Regions from separate parts of the Mus musculus genome. Here region 1 is linked to region 2. The links are chromatin loops, found by intact Hi-C in ENCODE. Cell type or tissue: heart. All regions are shown on one strand. Each heading gives the region's core, and the rest is flanking DNA. Links, peaks and the distances in the headings are about the cores only. Region 1 overlaps Nrip1 (nuclear receptor interacting protein 1). Region 2 overlaps Gm30507 (a long non-coding RNA gene).

The links. Hi-C counts contacts between places; a loop is a spot of excess contacts. Peaks named below come from ENCODE experiments on the same cell type or tissue, not always from the same donor. Only the 100,000 strongest peaks of a DNase experiment are listed, where the experiment ranks them.
Region 1: a loop joins it to region 2, with 2.5 times the contacts of the local background. A loop is called at or near these places in 2 of 42 quality-filtered maps.

What each region holds. Positions count from the first base shown.
Region 1 is chr16:76,286,579-76,303,197 of GRCm38, reverse strand. Nrip1 (nuclear receptor interacting protein 1) reads left to right here. Exons shown (of 4, transcript NM_173440.3): 4 at 8,183-15,795. The coding sequence starts at 8,531. The coding sequence ends at 12,016. Gm30569 (a long non-coding RNA gene) reads right to left here and starts at 2,477. Exons shown (of 3, transcript XR_876166.3): 1 at 2,184-2,477. In heart, for the core only: no CTCF peak of the experiment used is centred there; DNase peaks (open chromatin) are centred at 8,467, 9,237 and 10,377; H3K27ac peaks cover 1,527 bases.
Region 2 is chr16:76,197,665-76,211,671 of GRCm38, reverse strand. The region is part of intron 2 of Gm30507 (a long non-coding RNA gene); the gene reads left to right. Among named protein-coding and RNA genes, the nearest start is that of Gm30507, 45 kb to the left of the region's middle. In heart, for the core only: CTCF peaks have their summits at 9,295 and 11,168 (motif pointing right); no DNase peak of the experiment used is centred there.

The sequences.
Region 1 (16,619 bases), core at 5,143-13,142, 91 kb before region 2:
CCTTAGCTCTTAAGTGTGAGTTCTTGAGGTTTGAACTCAGGTCATCATCACATTTGCACAGCAAACACTCTTAGCCACAAGCTACCTCCCCAGCCGCACTTTTGCATATTTAAATAGAATCACTTTTAGTTAAGATAGTATTTTTATTTAGTCAAACTAAGTGAAAGCTTCTATTAGATGTTCTCCAACTATATGAATATAGATGGACTCTTTGTTCTTTAATTAATAAATATTACTTCAGTGATTAATATTTACAATGGGCATAAGGAGTACTTTCCTGGTTCTTGATACAGTAAAATCAAAAACTTCAAAAGAGTTTTTTTGTTTTACCTCACTATAATTATTTTTATAATATATGTGATTTCTTTTGTTTTAGAGAACAATTCTTTCAGCGTGACACTTCATTTCTTTCTTTCTTTTTTTTTTTTTTTGGCTATTTTATTTATTTACATTTCCAATGTTATCCCCTTCCCAGTTCCCCCTCCACAAGACCCCTAATATGTCTTCATCTAGAGAAATTCACAAATAATATTTCAATTACAAATGAGTGTTACTCATCTTCCTATTTGGGCAACAATTGGGAAGGGGCGGGGCACCAGCATTCTGAAACATGAACTTACTTTTGATGTGATCTTTGTATACTTAATTATACAACACCAAAAATAAAAAAATGTGTATTCAAAAATGCATGGATCTTCTGGTTTTCTACCAGAATAGTAGTCCCTCATGGAAGATTAAAACAAGCAAACACCTTTCTTTCTTTATGTCTGGAGATTTTTGTTGTTATTCTGTTAAACTAGGGACAAAACCCAAGGCCTTACCTGTGCTACATAGGCACTCTACCCCTGAGCTAAATTCTTAACCCCACCCTTGTTACTTTTTAATTTTGTATTTTTGTTAGTTTATATTCAAAGAAACAAGTCTTGAATTTGAAGCCAGATGTTAGAAATAACACCGTATCATTTTAAACACTGGGGGCTCTCACAGTTGAGCTAGCCCGCCCCACATTTAGTAGAACTGAGACCCACACGGGTTGACTTCTTTGCACATTCTTAGATGATTTTGTCTGCCCAGTTCTGTGAACACGGGATGAAAAGATCTGCCTCTTGACTATAAGAAATTTACCCTGTATTGAGGAGCGCAGCATACACAAACAAACAGAAATAGACGGCATTATGTAAGTGAAATGATTGAAACTCCCTGAGCGCTGTGGGGCCACAGAGAAGAGGCTCCCCTGCTCTGCAAGTTAGGGCCGGCTGCCTGCCTGAGTCGTTTGTTCTTAACTGTGACACAATGCGTGGAATGGGGATGATAGTAGGGATTAGAAGGGCACATGGGAAGAAAATTACTGGGCACACATCCTCTCTCCCATACTGAACCGCTTCTCCCCTGCACATTTACGTATGTCCTTATGTGTACTGATAAGAATTTAAACATAAAACATTGTTTAGGCAGTATATAAGTGCTCTAGTAGAAGGCACAGTGAAAACAGAAACTAGGAGCCAAATGTAAATATTAAGAACTATTGCTGCAGGGATCTAAGCGATTTCAGACTTGGACAGACTAATAAGCATGGGAGTAAGCACCATAGTTGCCTTCCTGCCTGCCTGGCACACACTGCCCTGCAGGAAGCCAACATAGCAGACCAGGGAGCCAGCTGATGGGCAAGTTCCATATGGCTAAGGTACTTAGTTCTTTAGCAGGGCACACTTACGTTTATTCAATGACAAAAATCGTAAAAGTTCTGTGTCTTTTAATTGCCTTCATCGTTGTTAAGTAAAAACTCATTTTGTCCTATTCTCAGCCCAGTGTGTGAAGTCACAAAAGCCCCACTCAGGTCCCTTACACCACCGCTCCTCCTGTTCCTCTGGCAGCTCACCAGGGTGCTCTTCTAAATGCCCCCTTCCTATCCCGGACCCTGTCTAAATCTACTTCCCGGTGGCAGGTGTCATGGTGAGGGCTATCCACAAGCCACCCCCATGGCAGAGACTTAAACTGGAATAGCCACAAAGCTGTCTCAGATTAGCAGCTCCTGGCTGCAACTAGAGATCGCTTCAAGCACTAGGTCATATGCACAGATGGGCCAGAAAGAGGTCAGAGGAAAGTATGCATAGCAATTTCTTAAATAAATAGGAATCCACTTAAGGTAGCCTAATAATGGTATGACAATATCTTCCACTTACCAGTTGAAGGACAAGGGTACGTGCTAATATTTAAAGATGCAGAACTTTCCCAAGAACAGTCTGTATATTGTATCCTTGTGCTGTGGTTATCACCGATTTCAGGTTTGTTAAATGCTCCCGGTTACAGGTGTCCTCACTATGCGTGCCTGTCTGTCCACAGATGTCTGTAGTGGTATCGGTCTTACAGATCCTAGTGAAACTTTTAACCTAAACCTGCTTGTGTTCTGGGCCAGCGCTCGAAAGAGCAAGGGTGCATTGTGTTTACCATTTTTGGAAAATTATGGTCTGTTCACAGTGACTCAGAACTTTGACCTAGGCCATATGAGAAAAGGACCAACACTTGGTTAACTGATAAGTGCCCCCACTAAGACAGCTTCCGTGGTGTGGTTTGTAACGGGTATGACTGGTCTTCTAGAAGAACTCATTAATGTAACTTGCATCTTTTGGCAGAAATAGATGGTGATTTCAAAAAATAATTAAATAATTTATATATTAAGTCCCCCCTTTCGACTTTCTTAAAACAGTCTTCATTATGTAGTTTTGGCTGGCCTTGAATTTGGAATCCAGAACATGCTGGCCTTGAACTCACAGAGAGACCCAGCTGTACCTCTCCATCCAGAGTGCTAGGATTTAAAGCGTATGCCACCATGCCCAGCTACATTAAGCTTGCATCAGAAGCCGACATCACAATTTGAAATTAGTTTACAGATCTGTCCGTGCATGTTCTTTTGCACTTGTTCTTTGCATGTTCGTGATTTTGTTAGATAAGTGCACCTTTGATAATAATTTCATTATAAAGCACTTTTGTAGCAATTGTTGATAACTAAATTTTCTTCCCAGATATATGGTAGAAAGTGTGGTGGAAATATTACAAGACGTTCCTATAGAACGACTACTCAACAGTGAAATCTAGGCACGGTCTGAGATACTGTGAAACTGAATTAAATTCAATTTCATTTGGATTGGATTTGTAAGGGAGCAGGGTCTGTTTGGGGATATGCAAATGAAGTTTACATTCAAAATTATCATGAAGAAGATGAGTTATAACAAACAAAAACACAAACGTGTATGCATCTGCATCTGCATAGGTAAAATTCACAATTCTGAGATGCAGAGAGCTGGCCTGGAGCTGAGGCAGTATATTTAGTAGAATCATGATTTTTAATGAAAGAAATATATGAAGATTTTGTTCTCAAGATGAAAGGAATATTTTTAAGCCAGAGTGTTTCCTGTGAGTAAAGGCAAAATGTCTGTGGCGTGTGCTAGGAACCCTGGGAGCTTTGATCAAACGCCAGCTGTTACATCAGTTCTCTTGGTAATCTTTCTTGCTGATCTGTGACCTTGACCTTGGGCTTCTGTCTGTATGTCAACTCTATTTTAAGGTGGAGAAACTGTAGTTGACTTCAATAGAAATTATACACCAGTCTCAAAAAAGATGCCCCTGTGCATACATGTTACAGATAGGCAATTCCAAGAGAAAGGGCTTTGGTTTAAGTGGTAGTCATCGTTCTGTTAGAGACTGGGAAACAGACATTGAATGGTCTCAAGTTACCCTGAAGAAATGCTAAGGAAAACCTAAAAGCTATCCCTATGTTATTATGGATCTAGACTTTAAAAAAGAAAAGAAATGTGCTACCAAAGGAGTTTGTTAGTGACTGTTTTCTGATTTTCAATCTTCTGAATATAATTCTGAATTTTATTACATGAAGAGACTCATTTCTGTCCCCAGAATCGGCCTGTCGTTTCTCTTGCATTTATCTGGGTACTCAAAGATCCTGAGTATTTTCTGGCATTTTATTTAGTATATAACCATTATGAAAAACAAATGAAGATCCAGTATAGTATAAGTTCATCTTCACCTTTTAAATAAACACAGGTTTAAGATATTGGGACTTTCAGAAAATGAAATTCATGAAAAGAAATAATTTGTAAGGGATTGAGTGGACTTCAAAAACCATTTCTTTTCTCTAGAATTCACCACAAAACTTGTGTCTTTGGTACACTTATATGAGAGCATATCCTTCTGGTCAAAAGTGTGTTTTTTGTCAATTACAATTTAACAAGATGCTCGGAATCATGGAGTTAAGTCCAGCCCATAATAAACACCTGAGATAGTCAAGAAGCTATGCCTCCCAGTGATGCTTTTTTAAATGGGAGATTTAAGTGACTGATTTAAACCTGTGCAAGCCCCTTACAAGCAGGCTAAAGGTGTGGATCTGCAAGTTAGGAGCCAGGGCAGCCCTGAAGACCCCCCCCTCCATTTTCAATAGGGAGAAATGTGAGTGTTAGTGGATGCATTTATATAAAGTGTGAACCCTCCTGGGGGTGGACGGAGCTTTTAAATTTTAATTGCAGAGGGTGAGCATCTCATTTGAGCAAACTGACTTAAATAAGTTCTTTGTGTGTGTGTGTGTGTGTGTGTGTGTGTGTGTGTGTGTGTGTGTGTCCCTATGCCTATTTCCATTAATCCTCCAGCCACACGCCGATCTTCAGATGACGATAGCACTGCAAAGAAAGTTATCTTGGCTTTCAGCTTCTATGAAAAGATGCACATTTTGAAAAGAAGTTAGGAGTTTACTCAGAACTGCATTCTAGGCATCTACTCCACCTTGCAGTTGTCATCCCTGCCCTGTGTAAGAGCTGCAAAGGAATGAGCCTTCTTCTCTCTTTAAGTTTTTATTCCCAGCAGCATCCTCATGTTCAATTTATAGTAGGGCAATCGCTGTGGTCCTTGCTCCTTAGTAAAGGGTTAGGTCCCATATCCCAGAAGATTGCCCTGTCTTGCTCTGTGAAATTGTTGAGATTTTCTATCCTGATTTCTCACTCACGCTTGGTCAGAGAAGTGCTTTCCTCCCTCTGGATGAAGTGGTCAGTGGACAGGACTCTGGGATGTTCTTGCTACGTTTTCTATTAATACTTCATGAAACTCTGATGTACTTTGTAAAACTCTTTGTCAGGGAAGCCCCTCAAGGGACCTGAAGTGTAATCCACAGTAGACAGAGCTGTCAAAGGAGCTGCTGTTGACAGGCACAGGAAGGAATCCTTGAGCCTTCCTGTATGAGCTAGAGCCAAAGGTCCACATGTTCATTAACACTTCTGTGCAGAAATTTCTTGAGATTTAATACTCAGGTAGTTATGACTTGCCTATGAAGAAACTGGCAAATTTTCATGGGAACAATTGGAAGTCCTTGCTTAGACTTATTTTAAATAGCATGCTATGTGTCATTACAGATACTGAATCTAAAAGCAACTGGATAGTAGTCTTTATTATGTATCTTAAACCAAAAGTAATGGAGAATATAAAACATTGCTTTGGAAATAATCTAGCTACTTCAAAGAATGAACATTATGCTCATTCATAAACTGCTCACATGTGAACTACTTGCAACCCCTTTTGAAAATATACTCTTATAATTCAAACATTGATATGTGTTTCACTAAAGCATTCCATGTTGAAATTTCTATCTTAACCATATGATCAAGATTCCATAAATGTTTTCATATTTTATTTTTTTAGAATTCTCTCAGAATACTCTTTTTCTACTACATACTAAAGAACCAGCAAAATTCCTCTCATAAGAAAGATCTAAAAGATAATTTTATGCTTGTAAGTATTTTTAAGTTAATAAAAGCAGGGTTTGCTTTATAATTTTAATCTTGTTGAATAACAGACATTACATTAAATCAATAGAATTATATTAAATTTCTTTTAAAATGAATTAGTCCCTGGAGCACCATCATGGTTCTTTAGACTCTGTTTTGGTCCTAAAAACATATTTAAAAGAATATTTATTAATTGATAATAAGGTTTGCTTTACATGGAAATCATTTTTAAAGTTACAATGATCTGTGTGTTCGTGTGTCTGTAGTACTGAAGAGCAAACCCAAGGCCTGGGGCCGTGTATTCTACATAGGAAGCAAATGCCTAACACTGGACTGTATTCCAGCCCAGGAATGTGCGTCTAGAGTATAATTATATACATGTAATATAGTATACATATTTTATTAGATATTTATCCAGTATGTGCATAATATATTCTATGCGGTTTTTTTTTGGTTTTGTTTTTTTGTTTTTTTAAGCAGTGTTCTTTCACGTAGTTTTCCATTTTGTTGCTGGGGGAGTAGCCTTGGAGTTTCTGATGAGAAGATGTTGAAATGTCAGAGCAACTTAAGCACAGAAAGCTTTAAGCGTAGGCGCTCACACTGGCAGTGGTTTTGGTCTGTTGGGTGGAGCACAGTTCCCATCCTGGTGGCCATGCACTCTCTCTTTCCCACCTTTCTACTTTTCTCCCACGTGGGCTCCTAGACTGTGGAATGCCGCTGCCTGTGTCCAGGGTGGGTCTCCTCAGTTAATCTGCTCTGTAAGGAGTTGTTCTCACAGGTACGCCCAGGGATGGGAATTCCCGAGCTAGGTGTTTCTCAGTCTCAGCAAGATCACAAGATTCAGAAGCATCTCACACCACTGGGCTTAAGGCAAAAGGAAAGTAATGGAGTCCCCAATAAGAGGAGGCAGTCATGAAGTGTCTTCACTCTTCAAAGCCAACTGCAGACCAGTTGTGTAACCCACTGTGCTGCGTCATCTCTCAGAACATAAAAAAATCTGCAAGATCCTACTTGTAGACTCACATTTAAAAGTTGTTATTAAGCACGACAAATTCAATATATTTTATTTCATTTTCGGTCCAGAATGTGTTACTCTTAAAACTTTGAACAGCTAATTATGCTGAATAGAGAGCAGGAACCTTCCTTGTCTTAATAATTGGTAAATCTTTTTCATTTTTAGATTAACTGCAACTGTGGTAAGCAGTTGAATAAATGACCTCACTCTCACATCATCTCTTTCCTTCTGACTTCTTTTGTCATGCGCCTGCCTTTGGCATTTTCCCACTTAATGAAAAGTCTCGAGTGAACTGTGACTGCTCGGAGTCTTGGTGGGCAGAAGGGCTTCTAGCTTCCAGACAGTAAAACCTCAGAATGATGAAGTCCTTCCAGTACAGCGACTGATGGGATGAAAACTCTGTATTTCTTGTTATCTAGTGCGACCTTGTTCACCCATTTTATTCTTGAATTAGAGGAAAATCCACCTGGATATTAAGCTTTCTGAACACGCTAGTCAGGTGTGGCATACAGAGGTCAATGGTAGCATCACCCTTCATGAGCATGGGGTCTTCTGGGTTCAGATTCTAACTCATCTAGTGGGAACCCTTCCTTTATCAAATTTCTTTGGTATTTTGGGCAGAAAACGAAAAAGATTTAAATTTGCCTTTCTTTTATTAAATTTTTCACTTAAAACTTTAAAGGAGCCTTAAGATATTTTCTGAATCACATTTACTGTTTAACTGTGTCCATGTTCATTGGGCATGTAAGAAGAAATAGACCGCCCCGGGCGAAGAGGATTTTCCTTATACTATACTTATACTGTCCTAGATATGTGGGTCAAGGTTCAGGGCCCAGTGCTAGCATTCGCTGTCATAGCTCCCCGGCTTCATGTCATTCCACAGTGCTGAAACAGATCTCCATGGAGACTGGCGTCTGAGCGTTGTGTTGGATGACGTGTGAATGAGAAGCACGAACTCGGGATTTCCCGTTATCCCTCAAGTTAAACATCCGGGGTGGGTTCTGATTTAGGAAATGATTATTTATTTACCTGCAGTCTCGTTTTTCGGGGAAGGTAGGAAATAAACAATGAAACACGTACGTGTGTGTTACTTACTGTACAGCATTGGAGCCTCTTAGTAAACTGTGCTGTGTTCGCAAGGCCGTAGCTCATCCTTCCGTTGCAGTGAAGTATTTTTAAGGATACATACCTACAAATCACATGTTAAATGGATGTGGCTGTCATGTGTATGTGTGCATAGTGTGTGTGTGTGTGTGCAAACTATATTTATAATGTGTTATACCTTATGTGAAACTCACAATGCTGTATTCTATTCCTTATAGGTAATGAGCATGATGCCAGCTCTGTTTCTCCTCAACTATTTTTATTTTTATATTTTTAGATACTGACGTGCGTTTGGTGAGCAACGAAAGATGATGAAGAAAGAAAACCAGCATATTCCCTGAGACCTGGGTGCCAGCGCTGCCGCTGTGCTAAGGAAGTTGCGAGGCTGGCCCTTGCCTAGCCACTCATCAGTGCTGTAGTCTGCACCCGAGTTTGCCCCAGCCTCTGAGCCCCTCGTCACTGCCTGAAGATCCCCTGGTCAGAATGTTAACAGTGCATCTCTGCCCGACTGCTATGGGAGGTGATCAGGTGACGCTCACTTCCTGACGTCACGTGGGATCTTACTGACGAGAGGAGCTCTTTCACGTGAACGGAAGCCGAGCCCCTGTGAGCGCTTGTATTGAACATGACTCATGGAGAAGAGCTTGGCTCTGATGTGCATCAGGATTCTATTGTCTTAACTTACCTCGAAGGGTTACTAATGCATCAGGCAGCAGGGGGATCAGGCACTGCCATTAACAAAAAGTCTGCTGGCCACAAAGAGGAAGACCAGAACTTTAACCTCTCGGGCAGTGCGTTTCCCTCCTGTCAAAGCAATGGTCCCACTGTCAGTACCCAGACGTACCAGGGATCTGGCATGCTGCACCTCAAAAAAGCCAGACTGCTGCAGTCTTCCGAGGACTGGAACGCGGCAAAGCGGAAGAGGCTGTCTGATTCCATCGTGAATTTAAACGTAAAGAAGGAAGCGTTGCTGGCTGGCATGGTTGACAGTGTGCCTAAAGGCAAACAGGATAGCACATTGCTGGCCTCTTTGCTTCAGTCATTCAGCTCTAGGCTGCAGACTGTTGCTCTGTCACAGCAGATTAGACAGAGCCTCAAGGAGCAGGGATATGCCCTCAGTCACGAGTCTTTAAAAGTGGAGAAGGATTTAAGGTGCTATGGCGTGGCCTCAAGTCACTTAAAAACTCTGTTGAAGAAAAGTAAAACCAAGGATCAAAAGTCAGGTCCCACCCTCCCTGACGTGACTCCAAACCTTATCAGAGATAGCTTTGTTGAGTCATCCCATCCCGCAGTGGGACAAAGTGGGACAAAGGTCATGAGTGAGCCCTTGTCATGTGCTGCAAGATTACAGGCTGTTGCCAGCATGGTGGAGAAAAGGGCGAGTCCCGCTGCCTCCCCAAAGCCTAGTGTTGCCTGCAGCCAGTTGGCGCTGCTCCTGTCCAGCGAGGCCCACCTGCAGCAGTACTCTCGGGAACATGCTCTAAAAACGCAGAACGCACATCAGGTGGCAAGCGAAAGACTTGCAGCCATGGCCAGATTGCAAGAGAATGGGCAGAAGGACGTGGGCAGTTCGCAGCTCTCCAAAGGGGTGTCTGGCCATCTCAACGGGCAGGCCAGAGCACTGCCGGCAAGCAAACTGGTGGCCAACAAGAATAACGCTGCCACCTTTCAGAGTCCAATGGGTGTTGTCCCTTCCTCCCCCAAAAACACGAGCTATAAGAACTCACTGGAAAGAAACAACCTAAAGCAGGCTGCTAATAACAGTCTGCTTTTGCATCTCCTCAAAAGCCAGACCATACCCACGCCGATGAACGGGCACAGCCAGAACGAGAGAGCGAGCAGTTTTGAGAGTAGCACGCCCACCACGATTGATGAGTACTCCGATAACAACCCGAGCTTTACAGATGACAGCAGTGGAGACGAAAGCTCGTACTCCAATTGCGTTCCCATAGACCTGTCTTGCAAACACCGGATCGAAAAGCCGGAAGCTGAGCGGCCCGTTTCGCTGGAGAACCTAACCCAGTCCTTGTTAAACACGTGGGATCCCAAGATCCCCGGCGTTGACATCAAAGAAGATCAAGATACCTCAACAAATTCCAAGCTGAATTCACACCAGAAAGTCACTCTTCTTCAGTTGCTGCTCGGCCATAAAAGTGAAGAAACTGTTGAAAGGAACGCCAGCCCTCAGGACATCCATAGTGATGGGACTAAGTTCAGTCCTCAGAATTACACAAGGACTTCTGTCATCGAAAGCCCCAGTACCAACAGGACTACCCCAGTGAGCACTCCACCACTGTATACAGCCAGCCAAGCAGAGTCTCCCATCAATCTTTCCCAGCACTCTCTGGTCATCAAGTGGAATTCCCCGCCGTATGCCTGCAGTACTCCCGCTTCCAAGCTCACGAACACCGCGCCTAGCCACCTGATGGACCTCACGAAAGGCAAAGAGTCCCAAGCCGAGAAACCAGCCCCGAGTGAAGGTGCACAAAATTCCGCCACGTTCAGTGCCAGTAAACTGTTACAAAATTTGGCTCAGTGCGGATTGCAGTCTTCCGGGCCAGGGGAAGAGCAGAGACCCTGCAAACAGCTGTTAAGTGGAAACCCAGACAAACCTCTCGGTCTGATTGATAGATTAAACAGCCCTCTGCTCTCAAATAAAACCAATGCGGCTGAAGAGAGCAAAGCCTTCAGCAGTCAGCCTGCCGGGCCTGAGCCGGGACTTCCTGGTTGTGAGATAGAAAATCTCTTGGAAAGACGGACTGTCCTTCAGTTGCTCCTGGGAAATTCCAGCAAAGGGAAGAATGAGAAGAAAGAGAAAACCCCCGCACGAGACGAGGCTCCTCAGGAGCATTCGGAGAGGGCTGCAAATGAACAGATACTCATGGTGAAGATTAAATCCGAGCCTTGTGACGACTTCCAGACCCACAACACAAACCTGCCCTTAAACCACGATGCCAAGAGCGCCCCCTTCTTAGGTGTGACTCCCGCCATCCACAGGAGCACAGCGGCCTTACCAGTGTCGGAGGACTTTAAATCCGAGCCTGCTTCACCTCAGGATTTCTCTTTCTCAAAGAACGGGCTGTTGAGTCGCTTGCTGAGACAGAATCAAGAGAGTTACCCGGCAGATGAGCAGGACAAGAGTCACAGAAACAGTGAGCTGCCAACCCTGGAGTCGAAGAACATCTGCATGGTCCCGAAGAAAAGGAAGCTGTATACGGAACCACTGGAGAATCCATTTAAAAAGATGAAAAATACTGCCGTAGATACTGCCAATCATCACAGCGGCCCGGAAGTACTCTACGGGTCGTTGCTTCATCAGGAAGAGCTGAAGTTTAGCAGGAATGAGCTCGATTATAAATACCCTGCTGGGCATAGTTCAGCCAGCGATGGTGACCACAGGAGTTGGGCCAGAGAGAGCAAAAGCTTCAATGTTCTCAAGCAGCTGCTGCTCTCCGAGAACTGTGTGCGAGATCTGTCCCCACACAGGAGTGACTCTGTCCCCGACACGAAAAAGAAAGGACACAAAAACAACGCGCCCGGCAGCAAACCTGAATTCGGCATTTCTTCTTTAAATGGACTGATGTATAGTTCCCCGCAGCCTGGCAGTTGTGTGACGGATCATAGGACATTTTCATACCCGGGAATGGTAAAGACCCCTCTGAGCCCTCCTTTCCCAGAGCACTTGGGCTGTGTGGGGTCCAGACCAGAACCTGGGCTTTTGAATGGATGTTCCGTGCCCGGTGAGAAGGGACCCATTAAGTGGGTCATCGCAGATATGGATAAGAATGAATACGAAAAAGACTCTCCAAGACTGACCAAAACTAATCCGATCCTCTATTACATGCTCCAGAAGGGAGGGGGCAATTCTGTTACCACACAAGAAACCCAGGACAAAGACATCTGGAGGGAGCCTGCGTCAGCCGAGAGTCTCTCACAGGTTACAGTCAAAGAAGAGCTACTTCCCGCTGCAGAAACTAAAGCTTCTTTCTTTAATCTAAGAAGCCCGTACAATAGCCATATGGGAAATAATGCTTCTCGCCCACACAGTACAAATGGAGAAGTGTATGGACTTCTGGGAAACGCGCTCACCATAAAAAAAGAGTCAGAATAAATGTGTACCTGCCATACCACTTTGGGTCTTTTTAAAATTTAGTCAGTATGAACTTGAGATCTGTATAAATAAGAGCATGATTTGAGAAAAGCATGGTATAACTGAAACTCCTTCCTTTTGAAAGTATTGGTCACTGGTGATGTTTAAATATGCATACTAATTTTTGCTTAACATTAGATGTCATGAGGAAACAATTGAACTCGAGGTTGGTTGTTTACTATTTCTGTATGCATCAGATAACAACTGTGACTAGCCTACGAATGAACCTGTTTTTATAATCGTAAATAAGAGGCATACATTAAAATGCACAACTTCACCAGTAGTGGATTGATGCAACTTGCTGTCTTTATTAGGGTTGTTCATTTCCCATCTCAGAAGCCAGCCTACATAACGTGTTTGTAACATCCAAACTGTTAGCTATTTGGAAGATAACCAAATTAGGAAAAAAAAAAAAACCCAGAAGCCTTGTGCTGATTCACACCTCATCAGTCTAAAAGTAAGAAAAAGCAATGCTTACATTTTTTCACTTTTGCTAAACAAAATTCTTTTTAACTCTTGGAAGGGGTTTTGCGGTTCCCAATGAGTCTGCCCCACCCCAGACCTTTTCAATATATATATTTCTTTAAACCTTTTACTATTTAGTAACAATTGATTACAATAGAGGGGAGTTTAATAGATCCTTAAAAATAAAAGGCAGATTTCCATTTTTTTATATTTTGACTACTTTACTAAATTAATACTCCTCCTTTTTCAAAATTAGAGAAGGAAATCTTCACTCACCTTCAGGCTGTTTCCTGGACAATTGACTACTTAGAAATCGTTTTTAACAAAAGCAGAAATGGGTTTTCTTTGGATGGTTTTTACCGTCTCTTTTGAAAGTTGATCCTCACCACTCCTGTGGGACCCGTGACTTTACAACCAGGATTTCTTAATTCTGGACAGAGACACTGCATTCATCTGACTATCACATGAGTCTCTGGAACAGTTATTTAAATGCAGACTCCTAGGCAGCATCTCAGGTCTACAGAACACCGTCTCCAAGTGGACCCGGGCGTCCTCCTTCCGCCTGTATCCTGACATGTTCTGTATGTGCTTCTTCCGCACACTGATGTTTGAAAACTGTGGCTTAGGACTTTTCCAGAACATGAGACTTTAAAGTAACTATCTGATGCCTATACTTTTCCCCCAATACAGTCACATATCCACTCAAAATTTGCAATATCATAGTTCCAATCTTACTATTATATCTTTGGAAATCGGGTTCGGAATACTTTTTATGACAAAAAAAAAAAATTGGGTAGAGGGGACAACTTTCCTATCTGGGTCAACATCTCAGGAAAATCTGTGATTATTTATTTGCTCTAATTAGTAAGATTAACTTAATTAGCCTTAGGGGTGGAATAACAGGGCCACTTAGCAAACTCAGGTGATCCCAGGACGGTTGGGAAACTTCTTGAATACATCCTTACCTGCTAGTCAAACTGTCCTCTGCACAGCAGTGTTTATGGAGTTAACAGATTCAACCCAAGAAAGACATCAAACTCAGATTACCTGAAACCAAATCAAAGGGCACTTATCAATCCATGACAGGACCTGCACAGTCACTTCACGGATCAATTCATTTTAAACAGGCATTAAAAGTAAATACTGACATTGTCTTGAAAGAACTTAATATATAATTGAGCCACGTGGAATTTCAGTCTTGAAACAGGTTGGTTTTTAAGTTCATTTGTTTATAGCCCACAGTTCCTCCTCCAGGCAATATTTTTTGTTTTTCAGTTTTGAGCCAGGTTAACAACTGACTTATCAAAAACTTACTGTGTACTCAGCAGTTAAGTAGGAAGAAGTTTATTTGGAATTGTTATACATACTTGAAGTTGTTTCTAAGATTTTTTTTATATATATTACAAATGGACATTATTTCTTAATTACCTAAAATTCTAAATGGTTATTTTTTCTCAAGATGATTTGTAAATAGTTAATGGGTATGTTATATGGTAACCAGAGTGTATGTTATGCAACATCAGAGAAAGGAGAACGTGTATGCTTATTCTGCTATGAAAAATTCCACTGGCCAGTGAGGTACTTTACTCCATGTTTATACTGTGACAATCTCATTGTCTACACTATATAAATAAGCTTTACACTTAGTCATTTTTCTTGGTCATGGTGAAAGGGCTGGAGCCTTAGAAATATATTGTAGGATGCTGGAGTTCGTCCTCTGTTCACGGCGCAGTAGTCTTCTTACAATGGAACAGCACTTAGGTCAGGGAAACGTCCAGAGCCAGCATCGCTTCGCTTTGTTTTGTTTTGTTTTTGTTGGAATGAGAATATGTAAGACAAAAATAAACATGCCTATGAAGGATGCTGTTCTGACTTTCTAGAGAATAACCCCCCCCCCATGTTTTGTTTAGAGAAATCTTAAAGAAGAGAAAGGGCATAATACATCCACAAATTCACTTTGCATATGTAGATTCAAATATGCACATACACATTTTCGAGGACTATTTTCGATATCTGGGCAGTTTCTTCCTAATAAAGTCATTTGTGAATGGGTACTACAGCTCTCATTGACATCAGTAAGGTAGCATTACCTGTTTATTCTCTGCTACATCTTACAGAAGAATAAACTGGTGAGAGTATATATTTTCTATATATATACATATATATATATATAAATGTGTATATATATATATTGACTTGTTACATGAAGATGTTAAAATTGGTTTTTAAAGGTAATGTAAATAATGATTTCCTTAATGAAAAAATACATATTTTGTATTGTTCTAATGCAACAGAAAAACCTTTTAATTTCTTTGGTTCCTGTATATTCCATGTATTAAGTGTAAATATAATCAGACAGGTTTAAAAAAATGTGCATGTATGTATACAGTTGCAAGTCTGGACAAATGTATAAAATAAACCTTTTATTTAAGTCTGCGTACCTGCTGCATGACGACAAGTGCATGGGGGACCCTGTGCATCTGTGCATTCGACAGAAACCGTCTTAAGTCAGGGCAGATGGTCATCCAACACGACAGTATTCCATTTCCGGACATGACCTCTGTGGCTTATGCTTTGTGAGAAAATGTGCTTCGAATTCAAGGGTCTTAATTTTTTTTTCTTTTTAATCAACCACTTTCAACATTAAAGAACTCACAGAGCAACTTCACAACTCTTCAAATCCCATTGGAAACATAACCAGGAATAGTCCAGTGTTCCTAAATGCTGGAATATAGGCACATTACCGTTCATGGTAAGAATCTTGGGTTTACAGCCAGTTTTGATGCAGCCTGCTTAGTGATATTAATTTGCCATTTTTATTATTAAATTTGATTTCTTTATGTGATGTAATGAATTGTACATACCGCAGTGTGAATTTTTTTTTAAATCTTTTAGTGTTTACTTCCTGCAGTGAATTTGAATAAATGAGAAATGCATTGTCTCTAACTTGAAATGGCTTCTTTTTTGTGGGCTTTCTCTGGTTTTTAGGTTTTCCATTAATGTTAAAGTCCAAGGTCATAGAGAGAAAAAGGAAAAAAGCAATAGACATGTATTTTGTCTGTCTCAGAAAAATGAAGGGGGAAAAAAATAAGCAACTGATTAGCAAGTTAGTATATTTAGAAACCTGTAATTAAAGTATAGCTCAAAATGACAGCTGGCCTGTGGTCTGTCTTCCATTTCTCAGTATGTAACTGAATGACCACTACATGGTTTTGTTTTTTTTTTTTAAACTGAAGTTTGTACAGTGTTCCAAAATAAAGTTAATTAGATACATATACTTTGTCCTAAGATTTTTATCAGAGGCTCTTCTTTCATTTTTTAATGGGGTTGTTTGTTTTGAAGCCAAAAAAACAAGTTGTGTCACTTTCCAAATAAAGATGCATGTGTACAGGAGAGAAGTTGAATGAGGTGAGGAGTTGAATGAGGTATACATGTGTGAGCAGTGACCCGTATACATGTGTGAGCAGTGACCCGTATACACGTGTGAGCAGTGACCCGTATACATGTGTGAGCAGTGACCCGTATACACGTGCGAGCAGTGACCCGTATACATGTGTGAGCAGTGACCCGTATACATGTGTGAGCAGTGACCCGTATACATGTGTGAGCAGTGACCCGTATACATGTGTGAGCAGTGACCCGTATACATGTGTGAGCAGTGACCCGTATACATGTGTGAGCAGTGACCCGTATACATGTGTGAGCAGTGACCTGTATACATGTGTGAGCAGTGGTGGAGAGCATTTTCCTTTTGCATGTGCAGTAGCAGAGACTGAGCACAAGGCCCCGATCTGAGCAAGAGTTCGACCCACTGAGCTGTCTTCACAACTCAGTTTTCCCTCTGGAGACAAGGTCTCTCTAAGATACCTAGGGTAACTAGGTAACTTAGTTGGGGGGCCTCATGTCAGCTGGTGTGTGCTGCCTGGTTCTTGAGATCACTTTATTGTCCACACAAGCTTTGGACATAGATTGTTCTTTGGCCTCGTAAAAAGCTAAAAGTTATAGATCTGAGCCTTCAGACCCAGCTTATTTAGGGGGCGGGGGGGGGGGCAGGGATAAACATTTGTTTTTCTAGCAATCTGATACAGTAATGGTTTAT
Region 2 (14,007 bases), core at 4,462-12,461:
GGGATAGGAGTCATGCTGGATATTGAAAACCTATGCAACTACTAGAGTGAGTTGGATCCTGCATCTTAGGAAAGACCCAATTACTACAACTTTAGTACACCAGCATTATTCCTAACTGCATTCCAAATACTCACCTTATCTCCACAGATAAGTATAGCTCTCATCCCTCACCAAATAAGCATCTAATTTATAGTGGCATAAATACATCAACAACACACTCCTTGTACGCAGGGCTCAGGGATAATCTTGAAAAAGAATAGGAGAGACTGTAAGAGCCAGAGGACAAGAGAGTCTGTTCTAAGATTTGTGTGTCCTAGAAATAAGAGAGAAGCTCAACTTAAGTTATCTCAAGAACATGGCTTCCTAAGCAAAACACAAACAGTGATAATACCCATAGACAGGCCACTGTAGAAGAGAGAAATCTCGCATGGGCCCCACACATAGACAAATAACTACAAACAACTAACAGTGGCTGAGAGGAGAATAATTAGCCTTCCCCATAGATTAGTCCTCAAAGTACCAAACAGTCAGTCCTGAAATCATACACATACCAGCAACATTAAACAGATTTTAATATAGTTATTTGTATGTTTATGTAATAATAATAATAATAATAATAATAAGGCCATAATTTGAGAGTGAATAAAGGAAAGGATATAGGGGTTGAAAATAGGGGACATAGAAGGAGTTGGAAGGAAGAAAGGGAGATGATATAATTATAACTTAGTTGGAAAATATTTTCTACATGTAGCTGGTTGAATCTACTGACATAAAATAAGCAGTGAAGGAAGGTTGTTGGTATTGGAATTTTGAAAAGTCCAATTCCTCCAAATTTTTCTGAATAAACACATATACACACACCTTTCACAAACTTCTTCACTCATGAAAGACTGACTGGAATATTCCTACTTACCCCCTTATAATATATATATTATATATATTATATACCATAAACAGTTTCCAAATTAAATAACTTAGTAGAACCTTTCTTATTAAGGAAGTTTTCTTTTCACCTTTAACTCTTATCATGGGTTAGTTCTTGCCTTATTAATTTCTTGTGTGTAAATTGTTGATTCTCGTAAGATGACTTCCTGAGGGTACTCCCCAGAGTCAAATTAATTGATCAAAAAGGGATTAATCGGTTTTTGTATTTGACTAATAATGTTAAATTGCTCTCTAGTAAAAAATGTATTGAACAAAACTCTGACGTGATATTTGAGACGACAGTTCCACTTCTCATAAAAACATCATTTCAATTGCTAAAGTGATGGGCACCTGATTCTATTTTGGAAGTGAGAACAGAATATTTGTCTTCATTTGCATGTCACCTTTTTCTGGATTTTGGAGTCACCTAATTTATTCCTTTGTCTGATTTTCATTGAAGGACTCTCAAACTTTCCATACTAATACATTTTCCTGTTGATTCTTATAATTCTTTCCTAACAAGATATTCTAATTTTTAGTGACTATTTTAATCTAGCATGTGTAAAGTAACGAATTTCATCCTGGCAATGTCATACGGTTGTGTCAGTACATTTTATTCTCGTTCATTTCCCTTCCTCTCTCTTTCTGGCTCTCTTAATCCCCCTCGATAGTTCCCACATCAGTCTGTTTGCTTTTCCTGAATATTCCATTGTCCTAATTTTTAAAAAAAATCAGAGTTTCTTTAAGTTTTCCTTTTTTTATTATTTACTTTTCTATTAGCCTTTTCATGTTTGTGTATTCAATCTGTTATCTCGCTGGGAAATAATTCTTACATACAACTTACATGAGACTCTCTGGTGTACTCATTAAACTGAGATTTTCAGTCCAATATCAAAATCTGTTATTTGGAAATCCTTTGCCATGGCTCTGCTCACTGTTCATTAGCAAGGAGCCAAGATTATGCTAAATGAAATAGCTTTAAAAATGTATTATTAAATATAGTTTCACAGGTTGCACATTGTAGAATTCAACAATCCAAAGATCAAAATTATACCCAAAATGTAATTGTGTCTGTATTAAACACACACAGTTTTCTTCCTTGCCATTATTTACACAGTATTTATTTGCATTAGTTATTATAAGTAAGAATTGGCATGATATACAGGAGAGTTCATGTGTTGTCTGCAAACACAATCATTCCATAGAAGATACTTGAACACCAGCAGATGCTGGCATCTGCAGGGGGTCCTGGATTGAATCCCCTTGGACACTGAAAGGATTTTACACTTCACATTAATACATTGAAAGAGCATCTCACAGTGCGATGGTTTGTATATGCTTAGCGGTGGGAGTGGCACTATTGGGAGGTGTGGCGTTGTTGGAGTAGGTGTGTTACTCTTGGCAGGGGCTTAATTAAGACCCTCACCCTAGCTGCCTACAAGTCAGTATTCTGCTAGCAGCCTTCAGATGAAGATGTAGATCTCTCAGCTCTGCCTGTCCCATGCCTGCCTGGAAGTTGCCATGATCCCACCTTGATAATTGACTGAACCTCTGAACCTGTAAGCCAGTTCCAATCAAATATTGTCCTTGTAAGACTTGCATTGGTCATGGTGTCTTTTCATAGCAGTAAAACCCTAACTAACACAAACAGTAATATCTCATATCTCTACATTTTTTATATTTGTTCACATTTTTATTTTTTTGATGTCTAGTTTTTAGATTCATTGGCAATCCATGAATTAGTATACCTTACTGTAACAAAGAATCATTTTCTTAGCACAACTTATTGAGCAGCAACACATTTCCCTAATAATTTACAACTTGAATTTTCCTATACATTACAGCTTTACACATATTTGGGACTATTGCTAGGCTTTTTGTACTTTATCATTGACTTATCTGTTTATTAAAGTCTGGTGTTTTGAGTGCTCTAGAGTTTGGATATGTATGTTGTGTCATGAATTGTGACCTCTTCCTCTTCCTTTCTAACTCAAATACTTTTCTGGCAATTCTTACTTGTACAAGAGCATGTTAAATTGATTATAGTTATCTTTCATCTATCTATCTATCTATCTATCTATCTATCTATCTATCTATCTATCTATCTATCTATGTATCTATCTATCTATCATCTATCTATCTATCACCTATCTATCTATCTATCTATCTATCTATCTATCTATCTATCTATCTATCTATCTATCACCTGTTATTTTAAGTCAATTTATTCTTTGGCCATTTCCTGTATGTGTGTAATACATTCTCATCACACTCACTACCCCATCTTCTCTTCTTCCCATTCACAGAATCACTTTGCCCACAGCATGTTTCCACACCCCACTATCATGGCTTCTTGTTTACTTTTGGCTTTGTTTTGCAATTCCCGGGGTTTACCCAAGGTGCCCTGAAGTGGTTCTCCCTCCTGCAATAGCCATCACTTGTTAAGATCTCTTTAAAGAAGGGCTAGATCCCATCTATCTATGGCTGAGTATTGACAGATCCAGTCATATGCAGATAGCCATAGCTGCTGACTTCATTGTTACAATGGCCTTGTCATGCCTAGAAGAGATCATATCACCACCTTCATCTCTGTCATGCAGATTTTACACTCTGTTCACCTCTTTTTGGTAATGTCCCCTGAACCTTGTAAACTATGACATGGATGTCTCATTGAGGGCTGAGCACTCAACCGTCACTTACTTTCAGCACCTTGACCAACTATGGATCATTAACCTCTGTTCACTGCAAACAAAAGCTTTTTGGACAAAGGCTGAAGGCATTAATAATCTAGTTAGAAACATAAGATTGATTTCTATTTATGGAAATGTAAGTATGAGGTTCATCTCTGGCACCTTTAGCTTCCCAAGCCATGGACCTTTGACTAGTTTACAGTACCATGACATGAAGTAGCCTGTGTTGTTTTTGAGGGTGTCTAAGAGCTTCCTGGCTAACTATCATAGGGAGGTATCCTATAGTTCTCACTGGAATTTTTGTTTTACCACCCATAGTATCTAGATTAGCATTATGTACTTGTGCAGACTGTTTTTTTTTAAGTATATACATATTAATCAGCTTATATTTAAACACATAAAATATAGTCATTATCTTACTCAGTCAATAGATATGCTAATTACTAAATGTCTTAATTCTCTTGATAAAACACCATGACCAAGGCAAGGTATAAAATTTGGAATCTATCATTTCAGGGGTTTGGAGCCCATGATGGCAAAACATGGGAGCTTACATCTTGATCCATAAGTTGGAGATGGAGGCAGAGAGATGTCCAATTTAGAGAAGTGGAGTCTTGGGAATGATTCAGCAACAAATCCCATCCTCTCTCAGTGGTATATGTCCTACAACAAGGCCCTACCTCCTAATCCTAATCTAACCAACTGGGGACTGAGAATTCAAATTTATGAGCCTAAGGGGCCCATTCTCATTTAAACTATCATGGTTGGCTACCATATTGGTTCTTCATAGATCTCGAGTCTGGTTTATCCTCTTGCCCACCTCCTTCCTTACTCCATCTCTCACCTCCAACCCTGTTTATATCTTGTCATCCTCTGTATTTTCTTCCTCTACTTTAGTATCACATGTGTTCTATGATCAACACCCTTTATAGGTCTCCTCCTCCAGATAGTTCAAATTACATTTTACAAGTTAAAAAGTTGAAAACAATGAACCACATAAGAGAAGGACATGTGACATTTTTCTTTCTGGGTCCAGGTTACCTCTTCACCTAACAGAATATTCTCCAGTTCCATCCTTCCGTCTGTTTTTCCTTTTTCTCTTCTTTTCTCTTCCTTTCTCTTCTTTTCTCTTCCTTTCACTTCTCTTCTCTTCTCTTCTCTTCTCTTCTCTTCTCTTCTCTTCTCTTCTCTTCTCTTCTCTTCTCTTCTCTTCTCTTCTCTTCTCTTCTCTTCTCTCCTCTCCTCTCCTCTCCTCTCCTCTCCTCTCCTCTCCTCTCCTCTCCTCTCCTCTCCTCTCCTCTCCTCTCCTCTCCTCTCTTTTTCTTTCCTTTCCTCTCCCTTTCTCTTCCTTTCTTTTCCATTCTTTTCTGGCAAAAAATTTTAAATTTCACCTTTCTTTATAGCTGAATAAAACTCTACTGTTCACATGTACCCCATTCTAATTACTCATTTGTCCATTGATGGCATATGGATTGATTCTGTTTTCTAGTTATTGTGACTAGAAAAACAATGAACACATCCATGGAAGCATTGCTGTAGCAGGAGATGCAGTCCTCTGAGTATATATGAGAGTGGCATGGTACTTCTGTTTTCAGTTGTACATGAAATCTCCATATTTGTTTCCAGAATGACTTCCCCGACCAACTGTTTGTAAGGATGGCTTACCCTCCTATGGACAGAATATAAGTTTCTCTATATTTATTGTAATTTGCTACTTTAATGATAGCCATTATAACTAAGTAGGAAGAGAGATCAAAGTAGTTTTTAGCTTACATTTATCTGGTGGTTAAAAATGGCCAATACTTTAAAAAACTATTCCTAGACATTTGAGGTTCTTTTGAGAGCTTTCTGATTCTATGGCCTGCTTTTCAGCTTAGTTGTTCATGGTTTTAATGCTTAACTTTTTTTCCTTTAGTTGGCTGTATTTCAGACACTAATTCTCTGAATTAATATTTAGACACATGTACAGTTGGCAAAGTCTTCTCTGGAGGCTGCCTCTTCACTCACTGATTGTCACTTTCCTTTGTTATATAGAATGGTCATAGTTTCATGAGGTCTCCCCTCCATCAGTTGTTGGCTTTATTTACTGTACAACTAGAGTCCTGCCCAGGAAGTCCTTACTGAGTCTGTATGTCAAAGTATAATTCCTATGATTTCCTCTGGCAGTTTCAGAATTTCAGATCTTACACTGAGGTATTTAATCCATTTTATGTGTGTTTTGTGCAGAATAAGAGATAAAAATTTGATTTCATACTTCTGTACGTAATATTCAGTTTTCCAAGCACTGTTTGTTGAAGATGCTGCCTTTTCTCTATGCATGTTTTTTGGCATCTTCACCAACGTTTGGGTGGTTGTAGTTGTGTAGACTTCTATCTGTATCCAGTGGTCCATTTATCTGTATGTTTCTCCATGTGCCAGCACCATGCTGATTTTGATATTGAGGCTCTGAGGTACAACCTGAAGTCAGGTATGGTGACTTCTCTAGCAGTTTACTTCTTGTTTAGGTTTGGGTTGATGACCCAGGATTGTTTATGCTTCCACATACATAATATTGCTTTTCCACATTTTTTTGAGGAATGATGGTGGGATTTTGATTGGAATAGCATGGGACCTATAGATTGCTTTTAGTATGAAAGTCAGTTTCACAATATTTCTTCTTCCAACCCAAGAACACAGGAGGTCTTTCCATCTTCCAATGTCTATATCTCTGTCTGTCTGTCTGTCTTCCTTCCCTCCCTTCCCTCCCTCCCTCCCTCCCTCCCTCCCTCCCTTCCTCCCTCCCTCTCTTTCTTTCTTCCTCCCTCCCTTCCTTTCTTCCTCCCTCCCTCCCTCCCTCCCTCCCTCTCTCTTTCTTTGTTTCCTTCTTTCTGTCTCTCTCTCCCTTCCTTCCTTCCTTCCTTCCTTCCTTCCTTCCTTCCTTCCTTCCTTCCTTCCTTCCTTCCTTCTTTCCTTCCTTCCTCCCCCGTCCCCCTCCTCCTCCTCCCCTCCTCCCCCTCCTCCTCCTGCTTTTCCTCCTCTTCTTCTTTGTCTTGGTTTTTCAAGATAGGGTTTCTCAGTTAGTCCTGACTTTTCCTGGAATTCTCTCTATAGACCAAGCTGGCCTCATATTCAGAGATTTGCGTTCCTCTACCAAGTGCTGAGATTAAAGGTGTGTGACACCACAGCTTGACTCCAATGTCTTCTCTAATTCTTCAGTATCTTAAGGTTTTCATCGTAGGAATCTTTTGTCTCATTGAATAGCTTTATTCCAACATATTTTATTTTTCAATGCTAAATATTACTTTTTTTACTGGAGTAGGATTTAAATACATGAAATAATTTTGAGAGGTATCACATGTATATAGCGTCCTATACTAAGGCATTACATACATCTATTCATTTAGAACTTCAATTCCATTCTTTCAAAAAAAAATCCCCACCGTGTTCTAATTTTATATGGGTATTGTTTCTTAAACTTATTTTTGGTTCCATAAATGTTCAATGTTTCTATTATACATTACAGGTAGAATATTTTACTTTCAGCCAAAATGAAATGGATCCCATACTGGGGCTTACTGAGAAGCAACTGTGGCTTGTAGAAACCATCAGATATGTCACCACTCATGAAGAATAGAGGAAGAGGAAGGGAAAAGCATGGTGACTGCCTCAGCATTTTTAAGATCTCTTGTTCATCTTTATGTCAAGGGTCCACACGCATATATGTCTTTCTTCAAAAAATACTGGAAAACTAGAGGACATGGGAAGACTTACTGTAGAACTATTTTTGCTTTACTTTTGGGGAAATAAATGGAAGGATGTATATTAACTCAGAGTGGATATGCCCTTTGTGTATGATTGAGCTTGCTCTGCTATATAGTCATATAGTTCATTGGTTGATGTAGGCAAACTATGGTTATGAACTTGACAAGCCCTAACATATACATGGTCATAGAGTGTGAGGTTTTTTCGGTGTCTCAAGGAACCTCAGCATATTAGGAACTGGGAAGAATCTTGTTGAGACTGTAGTATGGTTGTTTGAAAAAAATACAGTGCAGGGCTTAGTGGTCTTAAGGTATGCAGTAGACTTCCATGGTGAACTACTCTAAGCCAGGCTTCTGAAAACTATAGTGCTCTATTGTCTCGAGGTTCTTTGGAGTTGTTGGAAGCTACAGGCCACCTCTACAATCTGTAGGGTAACTCTTTGTTGCCTTTCCTGATTCTCTTATGGTTCTCCAGAAATTTTTGGTTGCCTTGGTTTGGGAGTGCACAACAATCTGTCTGTACTGTCACATTGTGTCTCTAACATCAGAGACACATTTATGGATAAGAGTACCAGAAATATTGGCGGAAGGGTCAGCCTACTCTAGTATGACCTCATCCTATTACAAATTACATCTGCAATGACTCTACTTCCAAGTAAGGTCATATTTCTGGGGCCCCAGGAGTTGGATTTTAATGCAAATTTTTAAGGAAAGTAGCAATATCATTCAAAAATATTAAATATGTGATGTCCAAGCACTCACTGTGTTTTACATTGAAGAAATGATTAGTGGCTTTGGAGAGCACTGAGATCAAACTCAAAGCAAAGTTCACAGCAGTGGCTTAGTGAGTGTCAAGTGGATAAGGGTCCCTGTGAACAAGAGAAGTGCATAATCCGAAGTCAACAGAACGCTGAGGATTTGAGAGTCTTTGAGAATCCTAGCTGCTCATCAGTGTACAGTGAAGGAGTCTTAAGGCAGCAAGTACATTTTCTTAGTGAAGTAATATAGAATGAAATGCTCTAGTTCACTAAAGTTTATATTTATATGGTTACTAACATAATCATGTGTTTGGTTATGTGCTTCCTGTCAACACAAACTCTTAGACTATTACAGTCAGTTCAAAAACACTTATACTGACGTAAGCTTATTGGGTTATATGAGAGTACATGTATACTCACATGTTTTTCCATACTTTATAGTATTCCCCAAGAGTCAAAACATTGCTCAGTTATAAAACGTAGCCAATTTGTCATAACACAGTGGTCTAGAAAGAGAAGGGCATTCACAGTTTATAATCTGAAAAGACTGCTTTTCCCTCAGAGTCTAGAGAAATCACTGGTTCATTTTTCTATGAGGAAGTCAAAGTTTGTTCAACATTTGGAGTTTCTGACTCTCTGTTTCTCATGCACAGGACCCTGGGTTCAGTTCCCAGAACTAAAGAAACAAAATTGAATCCCCTTTGTTCAAACTTGGCAAGACAAAGTAATTAGCAGTGCTTCCAGGTTGTTTTGTTTCCTAGTGTATCGTATATTTAAATATACTTTATGTGTTGTGGATGTTTTTCAGTGAAAATGGAATGTTTTTATAGGCAATTAGTATTTTCAATTAACTAATTGATATTAAAACTGTGTATAGAAGGTTGTTTGCTTCAGGATAGTATTGGGTTTCAATAATAACTTTTGATTCAGGAAAATTCTATACAAATGTGTTCCTATTTCCTTTTCCTAATCTCTCTTGAGAAAGCAAACACGAGTGAATATGTACTTAGCATTTGTTGGTGGGACGGAAGGACTGCTTGGCTCAACTTTGAACCTGGAGCATTTTTCTTTCTAAATCAATGAGTCTTTCCTGCTGAAAGCTCTACTGGTAGAGAGAGAAGCATTAGAGCCCAGAAGCAGGGGAAACCATCCTTGACAGGTTCAATGTTGCCCCCCTCAGGAGTGTCTATGCAATGGAACGTTGCGATCACCGCCCAAGGGTTTGAAGTGCTGAGGTGCAGTCAAACCTTTGAACTTAGGTTGAAAGAGCAAGTGAACATAAACAACACAGAAATCACTCTTCTCCATCTGAACTGGAGGCCGAAGAAAATGCTCTCTATTTGTGTGTGCAGAGCCAGCCTTGCCCTGAGGGGAAAGATGATTCTTTTGATAGCCTGGGAAGTAGCATTTTCTGTAAGAGAAGTTCTTAGGTTATAGGAACTTTCTGGTGACTCACACTAGCTGGCTTCTTCGGTTGAGCTGGGCAGCCCATAATCTCTTCGGGTTCAGCTTTAGGAAATTGCCCCCTAATGGGCTTTAGGTGACAGGCAGTGTCTGGACGTAGGAAGGGGAATTATTGTAGTTGACCCAGAATGGACATGGGACTTTGGAACCTCCTGGATAACATAGTTGCTTACCTTCTTGTTATCAGCCTGAAAAACTTAATCAAGTGACACACTTTTAGTCCCCTGACTGTCTCATGACCAACGGGAAGATCTTAGGCAAAGCTCAATCCAGGAAGATTGTCATAAAGTTTTCGACTGGACTCTGCCTCAGGAAAAGTTTAGCGTGTCCTGGCTTGCGTTCATAATGCTGACTCTGAGAGCTTAAGGTTTTGCCTTTTTTTTTTTTTTTTTTTGTGCCCTTTGTGGTGTTAGGAAGCAATCACAGGAATGCACACATGGTAGGAGATGTTCCGTCATGCAGGTGTATCCCTAGCCTGAAGGAGTAATGTGTTCTGGAATACAGTAAGTAACGTTCTTAAGCTCACGTACAGAACACCATGTAGCAGATTCATTCCTGTTTTTACAAAGGCTGTGGAATGGAGGAACCATAGACTTGCTAAAGGTTAGTGATGTCAGGAATGAGGAAAGACTTGTTCACGTGGAAGAGAATCTCATCCAAAGCTATGGCAATACTAAAACATTACTGTGGCAGCTCTCTCTTGCACGTCCACGCTTGCCCAAGTTTGCTAGGCAGAAGACCCTGGAGTCCATTTCAGAGGAACGTTTTGTGTTCACAGTGACATGGCTGTCACTCTTACAAAGCATCTGCTTTCTGTGCCATTAATCACACTTCTTTTACAAATATAATTAAATAGAAGTGATGACAAATTGGAGTAATGCTTTTATCTTAATAGTAGGCTTTAAGTATTTGGCTGATGCTATGATGTCTTTGTTAGACACGAGAAAGAGGATTATAATATACAAAGTCATGAAATATTTGTTCTATGCAAAGAAAGGAATCCTCAATCATTTTTATTTACATTCCTGTACAACCTGGGTCAGTCTGCCCCAGGAAATTCTCTTTTCTAGAGAAGTCTGCACACTGACCTCGTAGAGTAAACTTAGAGCATGGAACAAAGTCAGCCAAGGCTTTTGTTTGTTATGCATAATTATTGCCAGTTTCCTAGACTAAGACAGGGAATCATTAGTCTAAATAATTTTGGACAAAACTGATTTATTACTTAATTTAAATTTTTTTCATGTTCTTTAGATAGTAAAAAAAAAAAAAAAACAACAACATTTCTCTTCACTTTAGGATAAAAATAACAAACCAATCCATTAGTTACATAATTTTAGATTCTACTTCACCAGAAACATGTATTTTTTTTTTTAAACAATTGATTTTATTTTATTTTTTTAAAAAGATCAAAGACAGTCAAGTCAGGGACATGTCTTTAGCAGTTTGCATTGGTATAGTCGATTTAATTAAATAAAAGAGAAAGTAGAAGAAATCCCAGTTAGTTATGGAAAGTTAAACTATGTTATAAATATGGCTAAAGTAAGGGAATTTGTATGCCTTATATTTTAAAGGCACTGATAGGGTGGAAATAGGAGTGGCCAGCAGGGGGCTTTTTAGACTTCATCCACCTTCCAGTGTAGGAAACTGAAATGACTTTTTTCCTAAGAAAGGAACTGAGTGGGGAAGCTGAGCCCCTGTGCTTGGACAACAGTCAAGTTCCCTTCTGCTAACTCCTGTCTTCCTTTTCCCTCTCCAATCTTATTTTCCAAGACCTGGTAGGTGTGGCCCACGTGCTGGACTGAGTTATCGCAGGTCTTCAGTCCTCACCTTACACTCCACCTCTGAGAGCTTCCTGGGGAGGAATGGAATGATTGCTCCCTAGTAGAGATAAACTGAAAGGGGGTTCAGAGCAAAACGAAAAGCACATTTTAGTTATACGGGTGATGTGATAGTTCTAGAGAAAATGGCTTCATCTTCCTCGTGGATTTGCAGGGAGCACTCTGGAGCCAGGACTGGAAGGAGTAAAGGAGCGCCGGACAAGGCAGTCTTATACGACATTCTTTTGTTTGTTTTTGTTTTTTGGTTTTGCAAGACAGGGTTTCTCTGTGTAGCCCTGGCTGTCCTGGAACTCACTTTGTAGACCAGGCTGGCCTCGAACTCAGAAATCCGCCTGCCTCTGCCTCCCAAATGCTGGGATTAAAGGTGTGCGCCACCACGCCCAGCCTTATACGACATTCTTATTTACTTATTTTATTCGTTTGTGTTACTCTTATTGCTTTGAGTCAGGGTAGCTCAGGTTTTGCTGTGTAGCCCAGGTTGGCCTTGAATCCATGATCCTCCTATCTCCATCTACTGAATACTAAGATATTAGGCACGAGTGACTATGTCTGCTTTTAATGAGCCATTTTAAAAGAATGTATTTTCTCAGCAATTTGGAAGTATGTGACGGGTGTCCACACTGGTGAAGCCATCTAGAAACAAATTCTCATTGATTCTGCTACACAGCACCAAACTATCTACATTCAAAAAAATTCACTTCCCATTTTTTTTCCTTCTCTATATCTATTTTCTAAACATAGGCACATTTTAAAAGTGAGGCAGAGCTATTCACAGAGAGTAAATAAAAGGTAAAGACATTTTGTGTTAACTGAGCGAAATCCCAAGAGAAGTGAAAGCTGACCTCATCTGATTTTTCAAATAAGAATTAAGTCTTGACAGAGACATCCAGCCATGTTTCTAAAATTAGCTTAGATGTTCCAAGTAATTCAAAAGTCAGGAATTCTCAGTTCAATGTTCAAGGTACAAAATCCTTTTAGAATTTTGTTTTAACTTGAAGAAAATGAAACTTTGATTGTTGAAATAAGGCAGACAGTTGAGAACAGCTGGCCTAGGGGTCACGCTTACCAAACTGTGCCACACGGCACTGGGACAGGGGTTACTAAGACCAGGGAATGAGCCTGTGGCTTCTTCATATGCTGACAGTGGAAGCCCAGATTGGGACGGATGGTACACAGGGCCTTGCTGTAAAGTACAATTCAGAATTCAAGTGATCTGAACTCATGTGCTGGGTTCCACACCCCCAGGGGGATGTTTTAGAAAGTGGGGCCTTTGTTAAGAGATGAGGAAACTAAGAAAGAGCCCGGATCAATGTGGTCAGTGACATGGTGACAGAGGCCACAGAAAGACCCCTTCATACCCTGCACTCTGAATATACACAGCAAGAGGACACCGGTAGGAGAGACAGTAGGCAGGGAGCTGAGGAGGTGGCTGGCTTAGTCAGCACTTGCTATGCAAGGCTGAGTTCTTGAGTCTGATACCCTGCACTCACATAGCTGTGCATTGCATGTGCTTGTGATCCTGATGTTGGAGAGCTGGAGACAGGCAGACCCTTGTCCAACTGCTGAGCTCTCAAAGCATGGCTCATCCTCTAGCCGAAAACAACGATGATGGTTCCTGAGGAACGGGTCCCGAAGTTGACCTCTGACCTTCACACTCATGTATGTGTGCACGCACACTTATTTACCCTTACCGTGAATGCAGAAAGAGAGAAACAAACAAACAAAAATCAAAGAAAAGGAAGAAAGAACTCTTCCTTCAGTTACCAAAATTATTAATACCTAGCCCAAATCTTTGATTTCCTAGTTTTCAGATTAGTGAAAGAAATGTCCATGTTCATCATCTGCCCACTGTTTAGGATTTTATTGTAGCCAGTTGTACAGAGGAACACAACTAAGCGGATCAACCTCTAAAAAAAAAAAATCTGAATACATAAATGCCTCTCGTTACCGGACTGTCCTCAAATATATCAGCAAAATAAATGGTTCGCAGGTGAACTGTCAGATTTCTTACCTTCGAAGCATGGTTGGCTGATGTGATGCCTAGCAGGTCAGTTAACGTTCCAGGCATTCATAAACTTGGCCAGAGCTTTTATCCTGATTCGGTCATTATTAGAGAATGGGTAGTATGGAGTTGAAAAGTACTTTACATAATTTGTATAAAGGTGCGCGCGCGCGCGTGCGTGTGTGTGTGTGTGTGTGTGTGTGCGTGTGTGTGTTAAGTGTGTTTAATCGAAAGCTTGGGATCTGTCGGAATGGAGAATCATGGAGAGGGGATGGAAGCAGAAGTCGCCTGACTTACTGCACAAGCGTACGTGTGATTTATACGTGCTTGCATAGCTTTGTCCTTTACCATATCTTAGTTCCCAGGGTTATCCTTCAAAACAGGGAGGGAATGTATTTTTATTACCGAATGATTTAACCAGTGGCCACGGTTATATGACTTATAACCTTGGATTTTAAGGTTGTCTATAGGCATAATTTGAGGCGGGGATTTAATAGGTTCTTTGCCTGGTCCTAAAGGAAGAGGTTAATAAGAGAAGAATTCTTTATCTCATTGTAGGTTATAAGACAATTCCTGGGCATAATATGGCAG